3 separate regions of the Homo sapiens genome follow, and regions 2 and 3 are each linked to region 1. The links are chromatin contacts, found by Hi-C or POLR2A ChIA-PET in ENCODE. All regions are on one chromosome and are shown on one strand. The core of a region is the stretch at or near the end of the contact, and the rest is flanking DNA. Distances in the headings are between cores, read along the strand shown. Region 1 has its middle 24 kb from the start of HSP90AA1. Region 2 overlaps WDR20 (WD repeat domain 20). Region 3 has its middle 81 kb from the start of WDR20.

What was found. Hi-C counts contacts between places; a loop is a spot of excess contacts on that map. ChIA-PET counts read pairs that join two places held with the same protein, here RNA polymerase II (POLR2A). Pooled maps may share reads with other maps.
Region 2: a pooled map shows a loop between it and region 1 (2.1-fold over the local background). The contact joins two enhancer-like sites. A Hi-C loop is called at or near these places in 1 of 168 maps with a recorded cell type or tissue (heart right ventricle) and 3 of 50 pooled maps. POLR2A ChIA-PET finds 5 or more read pairs at or near these places in 3 of 52 experiments (AG04449, PC-3 and activated CD4-positive, alpha-beta T cell).
Region 3: a map of thyroid gland shows a loop between it and region 1 (2.5-fold over the local background). The contact joins two enhancer-like sites. A Hi-C loop is called at or near these places in 2 of 168 maps with a recorded cell type or tissue (heart right ventricle and thyroid gland) and 4 of 50 pooled maps. POLR2A ChIA-PET finds 5 or more read pairs at or near these places in 4 of 52 experiments (H1, PC-3, RWPE1 and 1 more).

Annotation. Positions count from the first base shown.
Region 1 is chr14:102,062,022-102,064,721 of GRCh38, reverse strand. No RefSeq gene overlaps it. Among named protein-coding and RNA genes, the nearest start is that of HSP90AA1, 24 kb to the left of the region's middle. RefSeq lists an enhancer at 1-641. Within about 2 kb of position 1,426, at least 9 of the 41 ENCODE cell types and tissues checked have a DNase peak (open chromatin) inside an H3K27ac peak, as active enhancers do.
Region 2 is chr14:102,199,709-102,202,408 of GRCh38, reverse strand. All of the region lies in intron 2 of WDR20 (WD repeat domain 20), which reads right to left. Among named protein-coding and RNA genes, the nearest start is that of WDR20, 61 kb to the right of the region's middle. Within about 2 kb of position 1,313, at least 4 of the 41 ENCODE cell types and tissues checked have a DNase peak (open chromatin) inside an H3K27ac peak, as active enhancers do.
Region 3 is chr14:102,219,874-102,222,573 of GRCh38, reverse strand. It overlaps a transcript of WDR20 not described here and a transcript of MOK not described here. Among named protein-coding and RNA genes, the nearest start is that of WDR20, 81 kb to the right of the region's middle. Within about 2 kb of position 1,418, at least 3 of the 41 ENCODE cell types and tissues checked have a DNase peak (open chromatin) inside an H3K27ac peak, as active enhancers do.

The DNA.
Region 1 (2,700 bases), core at 177-2,676:
GTGGCAGGTGCCTGTAATCCCAGCTACTCGGGAGGCTGAGGTGAGATAATCACTTGAACCCAGGAGGGGGAGGTTGCGGTGAGTCGAGATCGCGCCACTACACGCCATGCCTGGGCAACAAGAGCAAAACTCCATCTCAAAAAAAAAAAAATTAGCCGGGCGAGGTGGCATGCACCCGTAATCCCAGCTACTTGGGAGGCTGAGGCAGGAGAATCGTTTGAATCTGGGAGGCAGAGGTTGCAGTGAGCCGAGATAATACCACTGCACTTTAGCCTGGGCAATGGAGTGAGACTGTCTCAAAAAAGAAAAAAAAAAAAGAAAGAAAAAGAAAGAAGTGTGTGTTCATCCTGGGAAAACGGGCCTCTACGGCCCTCTAGGGCTTCCTGCTTTCCCTGGTGCCTGATCCAGAGAAGGTGCTCAGATACTGAACGCCTAAACCAGATCACCGTTGCAGGTGGGTGGAGGAGTAAAGATGCAGCGCCCTGGAAACCGAGAGCATTTCAGTATTGCCCGGGAATGAAGGGGTCTGAGTCTCAGCTCACGCTAAGGCTCTTAGGAACCACGCTGGGGAGAAGGAGCTTGAGAAATCTTTCACAACACATTTCAAGGAAAGGATATCTGGTTTTGAACTAAAACTATTGGTGAATTGTTAAATATTGTTAAGTGGGAACTTCTGAACCACGTTTTTCCTTTGAGGCAGAAATGCGGCATTGAGTTAAGCCCTGGTCTGAACCTGAGGGCAGCCTGGAGGTCAAGGCAGAGGTCATCTGTTCTGAATCCTGACGCACCCACCATGCCTGGAGTGGGGGCCTGGAAGATTTTCTCTTTGCTCTTTGACGGTGTGGAGGGTGGGGACAGGTCTGGAGAGTACATTTGCTAACCCCTCTTTGTGGAGAGACCATTCTGCGTCTGCTGGGACCCCAGTCTCCCCCGCTCGTCTCTCCGGAGCTTGCTCCCCAGACTACCTTCTGGACCCCAGGTAGGAGCTCTTGGAGGCGTTTCTGGCCTCGCAGCCGCCCGGCCCTACCGGCCGCCGCTCCCCCAGGCGTGGCTGCAGGGGCGGGGTGACAGGGCTGGTGGCTCCAGGAATCCGGTCAGTCCATTCTTGGGGAGGGAGGCCACCAGCGTGCCTGAGGCTTTGGGCTGTCTGGGGAAAGCCCTGGCCTGTCATCTTTGTCCTCTTACTGCCTGGTTGACAAGCATTTAATTATTATTATTATTATTAATGTTTTGCTATTATCCAGCATTTTACTAATGCATCAGACAATTGCATTTACAAACTAAAATGTTAAAGGCGTTCATGAGGAAACCTGTACTGATCCTTTGCCATCTGGCAGTGGTATGTGCAATTAGCAAAAGACTCCAGAAGATGTCTGGTGACAAATGCACCCTCTGGTGTTCCATTTGTGTTTTGCTGTTGGGTTTTTCATACTACTTAATCGTCACAGCTTATGAAGTTGGGAGCCGGCGGCGTGGACGCGGGGGCGGGGCCAAAACGGCCAGGGGTGGGGCCCACACTAACAAGGGGCGGAACCGAGGGCTGGTCAGAGTTGCTTTGCTACTCCCTAACGTTTCCATTCTATTTTCTTTTCTTTCTTTCTTTATTTATTTTTATTTTTATTTTATTTTTTTGAGAAGGAGTTTAGCTCTGTCGCCCAGGCTGGAGTGCAGTGGCGCGATATCAGCTCACCGCAACCTCCGCCTCCCAGGTTCCAGCGATTCTCCTGCCTCAGCCTCCCGAGTAGCTGGAATCACAGGCATGCGCCACCACGACCGGCTAATTTGTTTTTTTTTTTTTTTTATTTTTAGTGGAGACGAGGTTTCACCATGTTGGCTAGGCTGGTCTCAAACTCCTGACCTCAGATGATCTGCCCGCCTCAGCCTCCCAAAGTGCTGGAATTATAGGTGTGAGCCACCAACTCAGCTTAATGTTTCCATTTTAAAATGTCAGTTTTGCCGGGGCGGTGGTGCCTACCTGTAGTCCCAGCTACTTAGGAGGCTGAGGTGAGCAGATCCCTTGAGCCCAGGGTTTCAAGGCCAACCTGGGCAATATAGTGAGATGCCTCCATCTCTTTTAAATAAAAAAAAAAAAGGCCAGCACAATGGCTTACGCCTGTAATCGCAGCACTTTGGGAGGCTGAGGTGGGCGGATCATCTGAGGTCAGGAGTTCGAGACCAGCCTGGCCCACATGGTGAAACCCCATCTCTACTAAAAATACAAAAATTAGCTGGCATGGTGGCGGACACCTGTAATCTCAGCTACTTGGGAGGCTGAGGCAGAAGACTTGCTGGAACCCAGGTGGCAGAGGTTGCAGTGAGCTGAGATTGGGCCACTGCACTCCAGCCTGGGCTACACAGCGTGACTCCAGCCTGGGCTACAGAGCGTGACTCCATCTCAAAAACAAACAAAAAAACAAACTGCATTCTAAAACTAAGCTATGAAGTTGAAGGATGATACCTTTGGAAAAATGAGACCATAGTTGCATTCAAACTACCCCCCACCTCTTTTATCTGTTTTCCCTACAAGTTGGAGTATTTCTACGTTTTGGAAATGTCACTCTGAAATGACTGAAGTTGTGGCAACCCAAATTGAATACTAGATGATTTTTTGTCTAGCCTGGTCTTTTGCCTATCGTGGGTCCTTAAATGTTTGACTAAAGATGCCTCTAGTCCGGACTGATGCCTCTCCCCTTCTTCACT
Region 2 (2,700 bases), core at 64-2,563, 140 kb before region 1:
GACTCCGTCTCAAAAAAAAAAAAAAAAAAAAAAAAACCTCCATACAGGGCACAGGACAAAAACAAGGAAAGCAGAAGGAATATCCAAGCAAACAACCCAGAAGTGCCATGAGGAGAGCAGGCAGAAGAGGAAGGAGCTGCCACAGGAGGCCAGAGCCTCAGAGGACAGGCCTCTGAGACTTGAGGAAGCTGAGCCCTAGAGGGATGGAGTGCACAGGGAGGGGGTGGTCCTTAGGAGAGAGCACAGGGAAGCAGGGTGGGGGCAGAGAAGGTGCTGAGAGCAAAGGGACACCGTAGGGGAGGAGGGTGCAGGGCAGGTGCCTGGTGGAGGAAGGTGAGCTCCAGGAGAGAGGGACAGGGAAGAGACCTGCTCCCTGGGCCAGAAGGGAGGTGCTGGGGAACAGAGACAGGCAGAGGCAGGAAGGCTCTGGTGGGAAGCAGTGGAGGAGAGCCCCAGTCCCAGTCGCAGCCCCTCCAGGGCAGGGGTACACTGAGAGATGGGCAGGGCAGGTGCTCAGCGAGGAGGCGGAGGGAAGGCAGGGGAAGTAACAGAGGTGCTGGCAGAGCAGCTGGCCTGGCCACAGGGCTCTCCATCAGTGTCCAACTCCAAAATGCTCCAAGGCCCATTCTTAACAAACACGTTCATAAAAACACAAAAAACCCAAAACGCAAATAAACCTTAAAAGCAAAACGAAATACAGACACATTTCTATGTACGTCAAGACACCTGCTCTGGGCCAGTGCTCTGTGGGGATGCAGGCTCCATGTCTCCACTCAACGCTCAGCGCGGCCCTCCCCATAGTTCCAGCTCTGCAGGCCAAACAGACCGTGCCACTTAAGATATGAATACAAAGAAAAATCCCACGAACAGCGAAAACACTACCATCCCAAATGCCATCAACAGACAAGATTTTCAAAATACACTAGTTAAAATGAAACAAGAATAAAAATAAGTCTATAACCACATCAAAGTGTCATTTTGTGAAAGCAATTCACACTGACGCTTTCTAAGGCACTTCATTTTCTTTTTCTTTTTTTTCATTACTATCAATATGATAAGCAAAAATCAAAAATTAGTTTGGGGGTGAGTGGATCTGCATTTCAAAATGCAGATATTAATTTATAACAAAAATACTGAAACAATTCAAAAACCACAGCAGCTGCTTGAAAAGCCATAATGCAACCACAAGCAAAAATGGCAACTAAAGGCTCTGATGATGTAAAGGCATCTGAAGAGGGCTCAGGAAGTATTAGGAAAGGGTATTTCAAAGCCACATTAAGATGGGATCGGATGTCGTTTTATCTGTGTTCAAGCTTTAAGGAGTAGATCATTACGGGCTCATTTCCTTCCTTCGATTAGAAAATCAACAGAAACAAAACTAACAAAATGTGCAGACCATTCCTTTGTATCAGAATAGACAGAACACTGCTAAGCTTTACCCCATGCCTGGGAGGCACCTGCAGCTGGCAGGATGTGCCACGCAGCCTGGGCTGGCAGCAGTGTCCCTCCATACCCCAGGAGTCAGGGCCATCTCCTCTTCAGCATGCCCTTCAGTAAGACTGGATCTAAATGCCACAAGGAGACGTGGGACCTACCCAGTGTGTCTGCCTCAGCCTCACAGCCTGCGAGAGGAGAAGGGCAACAGCAGAGGGTATCGTGTCAGTAACGAAAGAAGCCAAATGCCAAGTTCTTTAACATTTTATATTTCAGCCAACAATTAACACATACTTGAAAATCCTTCAAAGTTACTATTCTGTGAATATACTCCAAAATCAGGATTTTTACACAGACAACAAGGTTGCATTCATTACCATATAGGAACTGTCCCTTTGTAACTCTTCCTCCCCAAATATATAACCATTAGTTATAAAAAGCAAACTTCAGAACAGGGCAGAGTGAAACACACACACACACACACACACACACACACACACACACACAAAAAAAAAAATTTAAAAAGTAAACTCCTCGCCCCTGTGGGGTGCTTCACCACAGTGAGCTGAATGTGACCGGGTGACTCTCCTCTGTGGGCAGCTCTGATGATGAGGACACGCTCCACGATCTGGGAGCTTGTCAGATGAACCGTGCGCCAAGATACTTTCAATAATGGCCCATTAGACATTTTCAAGGGCATCATATGTACAGAACGCTACAAACAGAAACCCAAAATCTACTCTGGAAGATTGGGGAAAGCAGAGACTCCAGGGAGCTGGGGATGATTTCCTGAGAGGGGCTAGAAAGGACTGGGCATTCGACTTTCTTTGGGTCTTGAACAGATGCACCAGCAAGGACCTCCAGTGTGACTGAGGACAGTCCCAGGGAGCGGGAAGAGGGCAGGGCCTGCCCATGCTCACTGGGCTGACCTGATCAGGGCCAGACTTGGAGATGAAGTTTGGTGAAGTTTGCCTTCACCCCCAATGGAAGGTGTGAGCCCTATGGTGTCCCCTCATTGAAAACAATCACAGACTGTGAAAGTCAACAGTGAGCGTCACGGTTTAGAGGTGATGCTTTCCTACCTTCTTTGTACCTCTCTATTTTCCAATTTTTCTATCAACAAGCATTTTAAATGCACACAATTTTTAATTGACAGGGGGAAAATCATCTTTTAAAATATACTTGTTCCCAGATGGGAATTTTTCATCTATGTTTATCTCAGGTGGATTTCTGAAATTTATAATTCCATTTCACTCATCTTTCCAT
Region 3 (2,700 bases), core at 169-2,668, 160 kb before region 1:
TTGCCCTTGGGGGAGACAGTGGTTTCTCAGCACCTGAGAACAGGTTCTTTGGAGCTTTGCTGACCCAAAGGTGCAGGTGCCTCGTGGGAGGTGTTCAGCGCCTTCAGCCAGGGTTGAGCCCAGGGCACCGCAGTTCTGGACCGCACACCCAGTCCCTCGGAGCCAGGGGTTGTCTCCAAGGATAGAGTTCAGTGGCACCTTTGAAAGGGCATTCTCTGCTGGGGGGTTCTTGCTTTGTTGGGTGGTGTGACCGTGGCACCCCCTGGCTGTAGCTGTCCACATGTGTAGGCCCCACAGGTAGAGACAGCAGGGCCCAGGCCGAGGTCGGGGGAGCCCCAGAACAAAGTAGTCTTGCCGTGAGGCTGCAGCTGGGTGTGGAGAAGGGATGTGGGGGCCAACCCACCAGGGCCAGCAGGAAGAATGGTGGGGGGCATCTGGCTCTTTAGGGCGGCTCCTGCTGAGAGGCTCACTGTCGGGGGCGGGGGCGGGGAATCTCACCCAGATTTTACAATACTGGTGTGACCTTGGGTAAACCTAAGAGGGTTTAACCTCCTACACAGCAAAGAGTACTTCCATTTCTTTGCATTTACTATTGAGCAGCAATTACATTACATCAAAGTGTGGCGTTCATTTATGAAGAACATTAAGATGGCGACAGTGCAGCCCCAAAGGTGCACATTTTCAGCTCTGGGAATACAACTTAGCTGTCATGGAAGAAGGCTTCAGCTGATGAGTACTGTTTACAAATGACAAGCCTTTAACTCAAGCTGACATTGCTACCTTCTCACATATTGGACTTGTGTGGACACAAATGAAGGTGACAATCGGAAACTGCCCTTCAGCCTCGCCCACGCCCTGCTGCCGGAAGCCTGGAAGCAAGCTGTCCCGCTCAAGTCATTTCATCCCGTTTCTTACCTTCCACCTGAAATCTGTTCACCTAGACAAGCTCAGGAAGCAAACGGAATGTGGCAGCTGCCCCTGCTCAGAGTCTATAGGAGTGCTTTTCCTCTGGGACCCCTGAAAAGGGACAGAACCCTGTTTGTACTTGTGGAGGACCCCGCAAACGCCCCATACTTCTGGCTCAAACACATCAAGCCTGTGGAGGAAAGCTGGGCAGCAGGTTCCTGACCCCACTTCTGCCGCAGACAGTCTGGAGGAAGGAAGCCTCTCACACAGGACACTCTGCCTTCATCACCACGCGCACCCTAAGAAAGTGCTTTCCACAAGCTATGTGGTGTCCAGGAAGTGACAAATCTCCAGAACCAGGAGGCACCTCCCTTCCCCCCGGCAACAGAAAAGTCATCTACTCCTGGCAGAGGGAGAAAGTGGTGGTGACCCAGCCTGGGGACAGACGGAGAGGGGCCACCCTCATCTGGCAGCCACAGAGTCTCCCTCCCCTTTCACGGAGTGCCAGGTGGAGGTGAGTGCTGCTCCAGGTAGGAGGCAGCCCCACCCACAGGAAGGTGGTGTCTCTACCAGTCCTGTGTTAAGTTTAGCTTCCCGGGAGCACGTTTAACAACTTAAAAACAAGTGACAGCCAGCCCTGTGGGAGGCTGAGGTGGGGAGATTACTTGAGCCCAGGAGTCTGAGACCAGCCTGGCCAACATGGTGAAACTCCATCTCTACTAATACAAAATTAGCCGGGTGTGGTGGCGCACGGCTGTCATCCCAGCTACTCAGGAGGCTGTGTGGCAGGAGGATGGCTTGAGCCCAGGAGATGCAGGGTGCAATGAGCCGCGATCCACTGCACTCCAGCCTGGGGGATAGAGCAAGACCCTGTCTCAAAAAATGAAAAGATAGATAATAAAAACAAGTGACATTAATTTTAATATTTTCTTTTTTTTTTTTTTTTTTGAGACGGAGTCTCACTTTGTTGTCCAGGCTGGAGTGCAGTGGCACGATCTTGGCTCACTGCAAGCTCCACCTCCTGGGTTCAAGTGATTCTCCTGCCTCAGCCTCCCAAGTACCTTGGACTACAGGCGCCTGCCACCACGCCCAGCTAACTTTTTGTAGTTTTAGTAGAGATGGGGTTTCACTGTTAGGATGGTCTTGAAGACCTCCTGACCTCGTGATCCACCTGCCTTGGCCTCCCAAAGTGCTGGGATTACAGGCGTGAGCCACCGCACCTGGCCAATTTTAATATTTTAACTGAAGATGTTTCATATAATATTCAGCAATATAAAAATTACTAATGACTTTTTTGGTAAGAAGCCTTTGAGGTGTGCTGTGTGGTTGACACGTTATGGCACTTTTCAGGTTGGACTGGCCCCAATTTACATACTTAGTGGCTGCAGGTGGCTTCTGACGGCCATGAGGGACAGCACCCTTCCTTAGACTTCCTCTCACTGAGTGTGAGGCCCCAGAGGACTCGGCTGCTTTCCATCACTCCCAGGGGAGGGCGGCTGCTGAGACGCAGAGGTGGCGCAGCCACCAGGCTGCCAGAGCCTGATGTTGAGGGACACGCTGCTTCCGCCAGCTGGTCCCTACAAAGCCGCACCCCTAGAAAGCGACCCAACGCGAGGGCTGCAGGCTTCCTATTCTCCCATTAGCACAAAACAAATGCACACTCATTCTCCAGTTTCTGCTGGCTAACGCCTTGATGCCAATTGTGGTGGCAGCTAGGAGCCAACTAGAACCACCTTCATGCCCTCCACTGTCCCACTCTCCACTGGGCCCAGCTTCCAGAGAGATCTTGAATCA